Linked DNA regions of Homo sapiens: all the other regions are linked to region 2. A link is a contact called in ENCODE Hi-C or POLR2A ChIA-PET data. All regions are on one chromosome and are shown on one strand. Each heading gives the region's core, a stretch centred on a gene start or an enhancer-like site at or near the end of the contact. The rest is flanking DNA. Distances are from core to core; before and after follow the strand shown. Region 1 holds the start of RAD54L (RAD54 like). Region 2 holds the start of LINC01144 (long intergenic non-protein coding RNA 1144). Region 3 overlaps RNF220 (ring finger protein 220).

What was found. Hi-C counts contacts between places; a loop is a spot of excess contacts on that map. ChIA-PET counts read pairs that join two places held with the same protein, here RNA polymerase II (POLR2A). Pooled maps may share reads with other maps.
Region 1: a loop to region 2 is called in a map of CD4-positive, alpha-beta memory T cell, with 12 times the contacts of the local background. The contact joins the promoter of RAD54L here to the promoter of LINC01144 in region 2. A Hi-C loop is called at or near these places in 2 of 168 maps with a recorded cell type or tissue (CD4-positive, alpha-beta memory T cell and naive thymus-derived CD4-positive, alpha-beta T cell), 4 of 37 single-sample maps with no recorded cell type and 11 of 50 pooled maps. POLR2A ChIA-PET finds 5 or more read pairs at or near these places in 5 of 52 experiments (A673, H1, HepG2 and 2 more).
Region 3: a map with no recorded cell type shows a loop between it and region 2 (3-fold over the local background). The contact joins the enhancer-like site here to the promoter of LINC01144 in region 2. A Hi-C loop is called at or near these places in 2 of 168 maps with a recorded cell type or tissue (ascending aorta and naive thymus-derived CD4-positive, alpha-beta T cell), 1 of 37 single-sample maps with no recorded cell type and 10 of 50 pooled maps. POLR2A ChIA-PET finds 5 or more read pairs at or near these places in 8 of 52 experiments (B cell, CD4-positive, alpha-beta T cell, CD4-positive, alpha-beta memory T cell and 5 more).

The regions. Positions count from the first base shown.
Region 1 is chr1:46,246,488-46,250,327 of GRCh38, reverse strand. It overlaps RAD54L (RAD54 like), which reads right to left and starts at 2,565. Exons shown (of 18, transcript NM_003579.4): 1 at 1,920-2,565; 2 at 1,730-1,816; 3 at 209-328. The coding sequence starts at 1,922. RefSeq lists a silencer at 2,745-3,004.
Region 2 is chr1:45,301,494-45,305,524 of GRCh38, reverse strand. LINC01144 (long intergenic non-protein coding RNA 1144) reads right to left here and starts at 1,615. Exons shown (of 1, transcript NR_024270.1): 1 at 1-1,615. It overlaps LOC105378691 (a long non-coding RNA gene), which reads left to right and starts at 1,779. Exons shown (of 3, transcript XR_947287.4): 1 at 1,779-2,033. RefSeq lists enhancers at 1,283-1,522, 1,983-2,042 and a silencer at 1,713-1,892.
Region 3 is chr1:44,636,006-44,640,267 of GRCh38, reverse strand. It overlaps RNF220 (ring finger protein 220), which reads right to left. Exons shown (of 15, transcript NM_018150.4): 8 at 4,106-4,238. It overlaps LOC107984950 (a long non-coding RNA gene), which reads left to right. Exons shown (of 2, transcript XR_001738031.2): 2 at 3,811-4,262. Among named protein-coding and RNA genes, the nearest start is that of SNORD145, 33 kb to the left of the region's middle. Within about 2 kb of position 2,732, at least 4 of the 41 ENCODE cell types and tissues checked have a DNase peak (open chromatin) inside an H3K27ac peak, as active enhancers do.

The DNA of each region.
Region 1 (3,840 bases), core at 1,316-3,815, 940 kb before region 2:
GGTGCCCATGTAGCTACTATAAACCAGGCACAAGTCAGGCACACCTCTCTAAGCAGGCCCCAGCAGCTGTGGGCAGGTCCAAAGCCCCTACAGATGTGTGTCTTCTGGCCACTCTAGAAAGCACTGAGGGAGTGTACAGGGACAGGAGTCTACCTAGGCTGAGTGACTGGGCACAGACATACACATGCAGGTTGCAGTTCTGGCTTACATGCTGACTGCTGTCCAGACAAGGTGGTTGATTGGTTAGCTGACTCAAAGGTTTCCGAAAAGGAGACAGGAAACACTCCTGGATCTGGGTCTCACTGCTGGATTTCCGTTTCCTAGGAGTCTAGGAGAGAGAATTGGGAAAGGTGAAGTCTAGAAGACCACAGAAATCACCATAATGGCAACTAACACTTGAAGTGCTTATTAAGTGCCAGGCACTGTGCTAAATTCTTCACACATGTCATAGTGTATCATCTTCATAGCAACTCTATTATGTAGAGTTATTATCCTTATTTAAGAGGTGAGAAAACTAGAGCTTAATGAGATTAAATAACCTGCCTAAACTGAGCGGGGCAATGGAAGAGGTAAATAAAATGGGCCTCTGAAGAGCAAGTCTACCAACAGCATGGAGTCCTGGTGGCCCAAAGCTTCACTCCAAAAGCTCCATGGAATGATGGAGCAACCAAACATTTCGCTGAGTTTCCAAGAGGCAAGAATACAGCTGCCTTCAACTCCCAGGCCACTGAGGCCACTCCCCACTCAGGCCACCCATGGCTGTGAGGACACTGGCACTAAAAGCATCTTCAGAAGCAACCAGCAACTGACAGCAGACCCAGATGCAGAGAATGCTGCCCCAAGTTCAAGTCTGAGACCCATGTACATGGCAAGGGTCAGCCAATGTGCCTCCTTCACAGGTAGAGAAGCCCCTTGCACACCACGGTACAACTATTGAGCAAGCCCCATCAAGCCATTAGGCAAGAACACACTTGTACCAGCTTGCCAGGATATTTGAAGCCTCAGTGATCCTGTAAGACACACCTGAAACAAACACCAGCACCCCTACCCCACACCTTATTCACACACTGCTCCTGCCAAAAAGTGCCTTCTAGTCCTTGCGTAGCTGATCCCTTCCTTCAAAGTTCCAGTGGCCAAGCCCCCACTTCTTGAACTGCTCTTATTCTCTGAAGTCCATGCTGCACTGTCCTATTTATTTTGGTTTACATAGGTCCTGCCCACAGCCAGCCCCAACAAGCCTCCAAAACAGGAAGCAGAGCCCAGGGCCCAACCTAAAGTAGAATATACTGTACTTGAGTATGAGCAAGGACTGGAAGGACACAACCTGTCAGATCTAGGCCCAAGTGAGCCCAGGACTCCAAGGTAGGCCCAGAACACTCTACTGTTCTGTGACACTGGGCAGGGGACAAAGAGCAAAAGAGCCAGCTGCTAATTGCTGTTGTGTAGCCCTTTTTTCCAAGCAGAGTCAAAAGGTCCAATCCAACTGGCTCTTTTGCTTATCTTTTCCCACCAGGAAAACTGAGGCTATATTAGCTTCTAGTGACTACCCTGAGGATAAAGATTTTACTAATCTTGTTCAATGCCTGGCACATAGTAAGTACTCACTAAAAGTTTATTGAACATACAAAAGAGGCATCTGGAATTGGCTATGTAACCCTAGAAACCAAATCCTGGCTTCTTTTCTGTCCAAACAGCTCTACCCACCTTCCCTGTCCCCTTGAGTGCTCACCACTAGGCCAGGTTGCCAGTCTTCATCATCACAGGACCTGCCTTCAGGTTTTCTCTTGGCCAGCTGGCTGGGAGCCAAGCTCCTCCTCTGTAAAGGGAGAACAGAAACAGTGCCTGCAAGGATCCTGCAGCCTAGGCCTACTAGACCCTGACCCAGGGCTATTCCCAGTCTCCCCTAGGCCCACACTTACCATCCTGGGCCTAGGAGTTTAAAACGTCAAGTACCCATGAGCCAAAGGTCAAAAGCAGGCAGCGGCTAAGAGTGTAGGACCAGGGTCTAATCTGTAGAGGGGGCTGCTACATTATTGAGAGGACCGGCTAATTAAAGAGGGGGCATGGATGGCGGGAATCCATCCAGGAACTGGTGTTTGGAACCAAACTGTGAGAGTGGCCGTCCCCAATAAGCCGAGACGAGAGATTAGGCCAAAGAGGAAGAGACCAAGCAGAGATTAGTGTGGGATTGGGGAGGAGGCAGGTGGAGTCCCAGACTGGGCGGAGTGGAGTGGGGATGATGGTCCCAGTCCGGGTGAAGGGAGGAGGTAGTTGCGCGGCGGGGCGGGGTGGGATTGGGGGTGGGTAATCACTGGCCAGGAGAGAGAAGCTGGGGTGAAAGTCCGAGGCCCGGGTGGGGAGGGCGAGTCTGGAGAAAGGAAATTTCCCAGGGCTGGAGGTGGAAACCAGGATCAGACTCAGGGAGGTCGAGCAGGAAGCCACGCGGGCGTGTAAAAAACCCAGGTTAGGAGGGGAATACCAGGAGGGGCTGAAAAGAGCGACAGAGATAGACGCAGACCCCAGCACCTCTCTCTCAACCTTCCTGTTCCCAAAGCGCGCGTTAACAGCCGCCAAGACTCACCGACCCGCCAAGACCGGGTCAATCGAACCTCCCGCCGCGCTGCCGTCGTATCACCCATTGGCTGCGTTCGATGAGTTCGGCGCTCGCGACCCAAGGAAGAGGCGGGAATAGTGCTGCGCCCAATGAGGAGTCTGGGCTCTGGAGCTGGAGAAGCTAAATTGACCTACTAGGAGGCGTGACTTAGATGGGAGGGCGGGGCCAACAGAGGTGGGCGGTTGGGCGAGAAGAGAGGGGCGGGGCGGGGGCGGGGGTGGCGGGGGAGGGGCGGGGCCAACAGCGAGGAGCAGTTGGGCGAGAAGAGCGGGGCGGGGCGAGAAGAGCTGGACGGGGCGGGGAGGGGCGGGGCCAACAGTGGGGAGCGGTTGGGCTAGAGGAGCGGGGCAGGGCTAGAAGAGCTGGACTGGACGCGACGGAGCGGGGAGGGGAGGGGCGGAATTACTACCTGCGAGCTGGAATTCGGCCCGTCTCGGGTGTTTGTCCCAGGTCGGTGAGCTGTGGTCCCGCAGCTATGGAAGGGAAGATTTACGCCACATTGAGCAGCAGGGGAGTTACCACCTGTAGTGGACAGCTGGGGATTATGAAAGGCGGCACATTTCTGGGAGTTTGGATTGAATCTACAGTGGTACCAGGTCTAGAGCGGAGGGCCGGGGTTGGAGTCAGGCCTCGCCCACCCAGAAAGTGGGGAGAGGCATTCGGCCCAGACTGCCACGTGGCGGGCTCGGGCAATGGGAGCCCCCGGATGACGCGACTTTCTCGCTCAGGGGTGTCTTGAAAGAAGCTGCCTTCCTCTCCAAGGCCAAACCGCGTTGGAGGAAGCGTTGTGTTTGGAGTCAGAGATTTAATCATCCAATCTCTCAAAACGTCAGTTTCTTCATATCTAAAGTGGCATTATAATAGTACCTCCCCCCCATGGCTATTCTGACAAGTAAATTAATGTGCGTAAAGCACCCAACAGTGGCATGCACAACCTAGGTACTCACTAATAATGATAAGGGTGTATTTATAGCATTTACCACCAGGCATTTCTGAGCTTCTAAGATATAACAGTTCATGTAATGCTCATGACTATGAGGTAGGTTTATTTTTGTCCCCATTTTGTAAGTGAGGAAACAGGCCTAGATAGGCTAGTAACTTGTACAAGGTCACACACCTGAGTATAGCTTAAGCCATCCTCACAGGGTTATCAAGAATTCTGAGGTCAGGCATGGTGGCTCACACCTGTAATTCCAGCACTTTGGGAGGCCGAGGCAGGAGGATTG
Region 2 (4,031 bases), core at 366-2,865:
GGGCACAGTTTGTTTTCATACATTTTAAGGAGACATGAGACATCAATCGATATATGTAAGAAGTACGTTGGTTCCGTCCAGAAAGGCGGGGACAACTCGAAGTGGGGAGGGGGCTTCCAGGTCGCAGGTAGCTGAGAGACAAATGGTTGCATTATTTTGTTTCTGACAAGCCTCTCCAAAGGAGGCAATCAGGTATGTGTCTATCTCAGCGAGCAGAGGAGTGACTGAATAAAATGGGAGGCAGGTTTGCCCTGAGTAGTTCCCAGCTTGACTTTTCCCTTCAGCTTAGTGATTTGTGGGGCCCCAAGATTTCCCACAAGTGAAAGGAAAATATCTCAATCCCCCGCCCCAAATCACCAAGCTCAAAGGAAAATTCAGGTTGGGAACTGCTCAGGCCACACCTGCCTCCCATTCTATTCAGTCACCCCTCTGCTCATGATGAACAGGATGCTGCTGAACCCTGGGGTCGCTGGGGCCTTAAATGACTTTGATGATGAGAGACTGGGCATGGAGAGCTAGAGGCCCTCATCTCCCTTCCCCAGCGAGTCGGAAGCGTCCCCATTACTAGTTCCTAGAATATGCTGAGATGTCTCAGGTTGCGGTGTGCAGCTGGGAGTTGCAGCCTGGCAGGAGGCCCAGGTTTTAGCCTGTGAACCGGGGCCCTGCTATGTAGGCCAGGGTGGCTCTGACCTGGCACTCTGTGGGGCCAGGGCAGACATAGCAGCAAAGGCCATGGGGTCACAAAGAGAGAGACTGCAGAAGGATCAGGAGTAACAGGCATAATGGGGCTATTCTTCCCTAGGCCTGAACACTGGGAAGGCACTGGCAGGGCCCCGGTTTTGATGGTGGATTCTTGGAGTAGGGGCCTTGGTAATAGGGCTCTGAGTGCTGGGGCAGAATGGGCTATCTTGACCCTTCATAGTCAGGGTCCCAAGTGGGCAATCCTGGAGCCTCCAGGTCTTTGGTCCAGCGGCGGGGTTTTCCACTCAAGGGCCACAGGTACAGACAAGCAGAGCAGAAACAGCCCCCCCGGCCTTTCACTTCCCACCTGCTCCCGAGGGAGAGAGTAAGGTTTCTGGGGGTAAGTGGGGGCTATCTGAAAGAAAAGGGTGATTTTGGCTGGGGCTCGGTGCCCTACAAGAGCCCTTGCTTGACTTTGACGCAAGGCACAGACTGGGCTCTGAAGGGGCAGGCTGGGGGGTAGACGTCGTCATGGATGTTGGATCTCCCTTCCGGCCATGGCCCAAGTACGACCCCTGTTCCCTTAAAGTCAGGACCTCGCAGAACTTTCGCAAGATGGGTCCTCGGAGTCTGCCCGCGATTGCGCTCCCAAGGGGTGCCGCTGCCGAGGGTAGGCGCGCCAGTCGAGATCAAAGCGGATGGGATGACGCCACTGGAGGGCGCGCGGGGCCGCGGGGCAGGGTGGTGCTCCTGCTGCAGGTTTCAGGCCTCTTCTGCCTTCTACAGCCGCCAGGTCAGCAGAGGCGGAGGCCCGGGCTGTGGATGGCCGAGGAGCCGAACTCGTGAAGCCACGTTCCTCCTGCAGCTCTTAACCCAGGCGCGGCGGCTCGCCGGGCCGCTCCCCTTACTCCGAAACCGTGAGCCTCAGCCCTTCCCTCTCTCCCCAATCCCAGGGGGCGCCGGCGGACACCCCAGAAACCCACGCGCTCTCGTTCCTGGTCCCGCCCCCTCTACGTTCCCTCCCCCTCTACGTTCCCTCCCCTTTTCCTTCCAGAGGCGGCGGCCCCGGAAGCTCCCGCCATTCTGGACCCGCCCCCTCCAAGCTCCCGCCCCTTTCCCTTCCTGTGGAGGCGGCCTCGGAAGCTCCCGTCTTTCTGGACCCGCCCCTTCCCCACCCTGCTCCGCCCTCGGCCCCGGCCCCCGCTCCGAGCTCCCTTAGCTCTAAGCGGTTCCGGAAGCTCCCGCCTTTCTGGACACGCCCCTGCCTCCCCCACAGGATTCCGACTCTCTCCCGGCTCGTCGAGGGCTTGACATTTTACCGGGGGGTGGCCCAGAAAAACCTCGTAGAGATGGTGACTTTAAAAAATTCTTTTTCGGCTAGGTGCGGTGACTCACGCCTGTAATCCCAGCGCTTTGGGAGGCCGAGGCGGGCGGATCACTTGAAATCACGAGTTCGAGATCCGCCTGGCCAACATGGTGAAACCCCGTCTCTACAAAAATACAAAAATTAGCCGGGCGTAGTGGCGCAGGCCTGTGGTCCCAGCTACTCGGGAGGTTGAGGTGGGAGGATCGCCCGAGCTGGGGGAGGTTAAGGCTGCAGTGAGCTGTGATCGCGCCACTGCACTCCAGCCTGGACGACAGGGCAAGATTGTGCCTTAAAAATAAAAACTTGTTTTGGTAAAATACACATAATATTTACCATATGTACTTTTTTTTTTTTTTTAAATGGAGTCTGGTTCTGTTGCCCAGACTGGAGTGCAGTGGCACACCACTGGGTTCAAGCGATTCTCGTGTCTCAGCCACCCATGTAGCTGGGATTACAGGCATGCGCCACCACGCTGGGCTAATTTTTGTCTTTTTAGTAGAGATGGGGGTTTCTGCCATGTTGGCCAGGCTGGTCTGGAACTCGTGGCCTCAGGTGATCTGCCTGCCTTGGCCTCCCAAAGTGCTGGGATTACAGGCTGAGCCACCGTGCCCGGCCCTACCATGATTTTTTTTTTTTTTAAACAGAAGTCTTGCTCTGTCGCCCAGGCAATGGCACGATCTCGGCTAATTGCATCCTCCGCCTCCGGGGTTCAAGTGATTCTCCTGCCTCAGCTTCCAGAATAGCTGGGATTACAGGCACCTGCACCATGCCCAGTTAATTTTTGTATTTTTGGTAGAGAGGGAGTTTCGCCATGTTGGCCAGGCTGGTCTCGAACACTTGACCTCAGGTGATCACCTGCCTTGGCCTCCCAGAGTGCTGGGATTACAGGTGTCAGCCACTGCGCCCAGCCTACCATGGTATTTTTAATGGCCACGTAATACCCTGTGTGTGTTATATTGTGTGGATGTGTTATATTAATTTAACCAGCCCCCTATTGATTAACATTGTAGCTGTTTATAAAATGGTGTAGTAAACATCCTTTCTGTAGGTCTTTGTGCACATATGGAGTATATTTGTAGGCTGATTTCTTGGAAGTAGAATTGTTGGGGTAAAAGCTATGTGTGTGTTTAATTTATGATTTTACCTATTTACCCTCCCACTAGTGACTTGTTTAGCTACATTTATTCAAATTGTCTGCACTCGCTTTCTCCACAACCTTACCTCCTACTCACTCCACAACTCATTCTAATTTGGCTTCTCTCTATCACTGCACCTTCAAAGGCTCTAAGGTCACCAATGATCTTCATGTTGTCCTATGGACAATCTTCAGATCTCATTTCACTGCTTCTCTAAAAGACTTCATACAGTTGACCATTCTCTCCTTTGTGAAACATTCTTCTCCCAGCTTTCATAGTGCCACATTCGCCTGGTTTTGCTCTAGCCATGTTGTCTTTCCTCTGCCCACTCTGAAATGTTGGTGCTGCTCAGAGCTTTGGTTACCATCTACATGCAGTTGATCCACACAGTGAAGTCTCCCTTCCTAACCTTTATTCAACTGCTTATTTGTCATCTTGAGTTGAATGTCCCACAGGGACCTCAAATCAATCATACCCAACATTATCCTCCCCCTTCTCATGCTCCCATCTCAGTAGCTGTTCCACTGCTCTCCTAGCCAGAAACCTACAGGTCTGGTTACTTGAATGTCCCTATTCCTCAATGCGCACCTCTAGTCAATCACCATGGCCCTGCCCATTCTATTTCCATAATCCTTTTCCCTTTTTTTTTTCTTTTGAGACAGGTTCTCGCTCTGTTGCCCAGGCTGGAGTGTAGTGGTGCAATCATGCCTCACTGTAACCTCAACCTCTCCAGCTCCTCCTGCCTTAGCCTCCCGAGAAGCTGGGAAGCTGGGACCACAGACACACCACCATGCCTGGCTAATTTTCCTTTTTTTTTTTTTTTTTTTTTTGAGACGGAATCTCGCTCT
Region 3 (4,262 bases), core at 1,483-3,982, 670 kb after region 2:
GGACATTTTTAGCACCTGGGGCTCCCTTCTTTTGAGAACTAGCACACCAAAGAAGGCAGCAGCTAGGGCAAGGCCTATGTGCCCATGCCCTGGGGCTTACAACACCTCTTACCCCCTTGCCCCATACTTCTGGCGCTGAAGTTTTATCAAGAAATAGCCAGATAAAAGATTTGTGCCAGGCCGGGTGTGGTGGCTCATACCTGTAATCCCAGCACTTTGGGAGGCCGAGGTGGGTGGATCACCTGAGGTCAGGAGTTCAAGACCAGCCTGGCCAACATGGTGAAACCCCGTCTCTACTAAAAATACAAAAATTAGCTGGTTGTAGTGGCACATGCCTGTAATCCCAGCTACTCGGGAGGCTGAGGCAGGAGAATCTCTCGAACCCAGGAGGTGGAGGTTGCAGTGAGCCGAAATCGTGCCACTGCACTCTAGCCTCCAGCCTGGGTGAAAAAGTGAGACTCTGTCTCAAAAATAAATAAATAAAAAGGAAAAGAAAAGAAAAGAAGAGAAAAGATTTGTGCCACAGCTGCTCTGCCTGTTTGCTTCATGACTTCTCATCCAGCTACTTGGAACCGGCTTAAATGTAAGGAACTCATGAAAGATAAGAAACGCTTCAGGCCAGGACCTGAGCAGGACAAAGACCCTGCACTGCTGACTGTCTTAACACCCTTCTTTTCCCTACCCACTCCTCCTGTTTGGTTCAGAGGGGCTTCATGCTGGATTTTAGCAACGCAGTCACCGCCAGGGCTTAAAGATACAGCTGCAGGCTTCCATTTCCTGTGAAGCTTCCTGGGAAATTTCTCCATCTCACCACTCTTGTGCCCACATCATTGCCACCTTATTTGAAACCAATCATTCCCATGTCCTCTTTCCAGCATGTCCCTTCCAGATGTGAGGAGCTCTGGGCTCCCCAATGCAGTTGGGTGAACTCTCACTGGCAACCAACACACAGGAGGGACCATGGTTCACCACTATAGGTCTCTTCTCCAGGATCCAGGAGCTGGATGGAGGACAGGAGAGGAAAGGCATGGCTCCTTAGTCACACACCTCCTTAGACTACAGGTGGAAGCAGGCTTGTCTTAAGGGCTGTATAGTTAGGTTCCCCTGTAGTCTGCTTCTCTAGCCTAGAAGCCCCTTGCTCTGCCCAGGTTTGGCATGGTACCCAAGAAAAACATCTTTTCTCCCTAACTGCGGATCTCTTTTAGTGGAATGTTGGTGGCGCACTAGGCTCTGTGTGCTGTCCTTTATGTAAAGAGCAGTAGCAGGTTAGAAAATCTATGGTTCTGAAAGGACAATCAACAACTTAGACACACAGCTTAAGTATTTCTTCTAGAATTGGGAAGGTCAGAGTGCCTCCTAGGCAGCAAAAATTCCTTCCAACTTACTTTCTTGAAGTAATACCTATTTCCTTTAGTCTTTTCAAAAATCTGTTTCCAGTGGGACCTACCTCAGTGCTCACCTGCTCTGTCTGCTTCTTTATTTTGTCCTAAAATATCAATCCGAGTACTCCCAGGCCTGAGATATCTGGAGCTCCTCCTCAGTAACCACAGGTCCCCATCTCTAAGGCCTGTTGCCCTCAGCCAAGTGTCTCCACCGAAACTCTTGCCCGTTCACTGCTTCCCACAGCAGATTACATTTGAGGTAACCGATCTGATCCATCAGACCAACCTCCAGGGGCCTGGTGGGAAGCTTTGCTGAGGATGAAGAAGAGGCCCTACTCTGGGAGGAGGGATGGGGGTGATCGGATACAGGAACTTATCTGCAATTCTTCACTTCTTTCATATCTAACAACGACAGCAATCTCTGTTCTGTCAGCACGCACAGCGCAGTTTAAATGGGCCTCGCCACTCGCCTGCTCATCCTGCCTCTGCCTCCTTCTCTCTGAAGTCTGCTGGGCAGCTTCTTCAGCTGGCGTTATCACTCCCTCTAACCGGTCTTGGCAGGCAATCTAATTCCTCCTGAAAAGGTCACCGCCATTTTAACTGCCTTTCAATCACATTAAGCACGCGCTGCCCGGCTTGCAGCCCGGCCCGCCCGGCGGGCGATCAATGCGCTGCACTGACACCAGCCCGCCTGGCGAGGCCACACCCAACCCCCCAAGAGTTAGGGCCTATCAGTCCTGGCCAGGGAGGGTAGGCTGACAGATGGCCAGCTTTTGCAGACAGGGTTTTGGGGGCAGAGGCAGTAGGGATCAGCCAGGGCCTCCCTTTGATAGCCCCCCCACTGAGGAGCCTCAGCCTCCTCCGCTCCACTGCGCCCCGCTCTCTGCCTCGTGGCCCCCGCTGATCTCGCTGTAAAACAGCCTTTCAAGTCTGCCTGTCTTTTGACTGCACTAAGCTGTTTAAGAGGCGGCAGCAGCTTCTATCAGGAAAGCTGGAGCAATTCTCTGCAGATAAAGGCACCTCCGGCCCCTGTTCCCTCTTCAAGTCTCACTCTCATTCTCGCTCTCCAAATCGCTCAAAGAAAAGCCCCCTTTGAACTCCCCTCAGGAATTCTTGAAAGGAACAACCTCACAGTGTAAACACTCAGGGAAAACGGATACCCGCCCGGGGCCTAAGAGCCCCTCACACTGCTGTGCAAGTGCATCCCGGCACAGGGGAAATACTCTTGTCAAATCAGCAGGCCCTTTGCAGCTTTATCCTCCATAAGCCCTGTCTGGTGCCCAGAAGCCATCAGGTCCAGGTCTGTGCCAAGGAACCTAAGAAGGTGCCACAGCAATGGAGGATGTGAGCAGTTGCAGCTGCCAACAGAGCTAACCAGAGCAGCACGTTGAAACTGACCCTGTGTGGCTGCCATCGGACACCCATGTGTCCAACTCATGGGACAGTCGTCAGCCCTGCTGCTCACTCTTCTAGGGCCTCAGATACTCGAAGGCTCCAGTACGGGATGAGTGAAATGGCAAACTAACACTCTCCAGCTCCGGCTCAGGGAGACTGTTTGGTCTGACTAACCTTCCTGATTTATGTTTTGGCTTGCCCCCAAACACCTGGGTAATGTGAGAGACGCCCAGAGGCATAATGTCTCATCTGGGCTCTTAGCCCCTTCGTGGAACCAGTCTGCACTGGACGGCCCTGCAGAGACCACTCCTCAGCATCTGCCCAGGTAGCACGGCCCCACGAAGGCAGAGAACTTCTTCCCAGCTGCTGTGAGATTCCCCAGGGACCATACACAGCAGTATTCCCAAAGGTGTTGCCCAGAGAGAGAGGCAGACGGGAAGCAGATTGGCTCACTTAATGACCACAAGCTGCAGTACCAGCTGTGCTTGTGCACAGAAAGAGAGAAGAGCTGGAGGCCAAGAGGCAGACAGCTCCCCTTTTCCCCTGCCCAAGGCTGGGGAGTTTAACAAGTCACTAACCCTGGGCACCCAACCAATTCTGCTGTCTGACCTGGTGGGGGGTGTCAAGCCTTGCTCTTCCAAGGAGCTGGGAGGGCACTGGAGATGGGCAGGGCCCTGCACACTCCTTTGTAGCAACTGGGGAGAGCCCAAGGGAAGGAGGGAGCAGCTGGGCCCAGGCCCCTCTTGCTTCAGGGCAGAGGGCGCCCAGGGAGAAGGGATGGGATCAGAGCTAAAATTAGATTCACCAATGAAGCTCATGGGAGGTCAAATTTTGCCATAACTCACTCTCCTCTGTAACTGATTTCCCTGACATAGGGCTGAAGAGGAGGAGGAGGAAAATCCAATGTGTTTGCCTGGAAGCCCTCAGGGCCCCCAGTGCTGGAGGTGTACAGCAGGTTGCTGGATTCTCATTTATCAGCCTTAAGAGGGATGGAGTGATAAATGCATAACCGTCCCTTTAATATTTTATGCAGGTGCTAACGCGGCTTGGCTGTCACCTTCAATGCATCACCCGAAGCTGAGAGCCCCCCTTCGTCACTCCTAGCTTGCAGCCTCACAATTCCATTTCCCCACCCAAATACATCCATTTTAATATGCACATCACAGGCAGGCAGCACGGTCACAAAGGAGCCCCACCAGCAGCAGTCCCCACGTGGTGGAACGGATGGATGACCAGCCACCAGCCTCGGCCTCTTGGCTTCCAGCAGATGGATACCCAGCAGAGGCCTGGCACCAGAGTGCCAATGTCTACGTGTCAGCTGCTTGTACCTCGGAAGCCACCTTCCAGGAGAGTGGTGGCCCGTATCCGCTTCTGTCCACACCACTCATACTCCTCAAAGCGGTTGTTGTTCTCATGCTCGATGTCCACAGCATCATCCTCAGCCATGCAGGAGCCTTCCCTCTGTGAAGAGCAGAGCAGGATCAT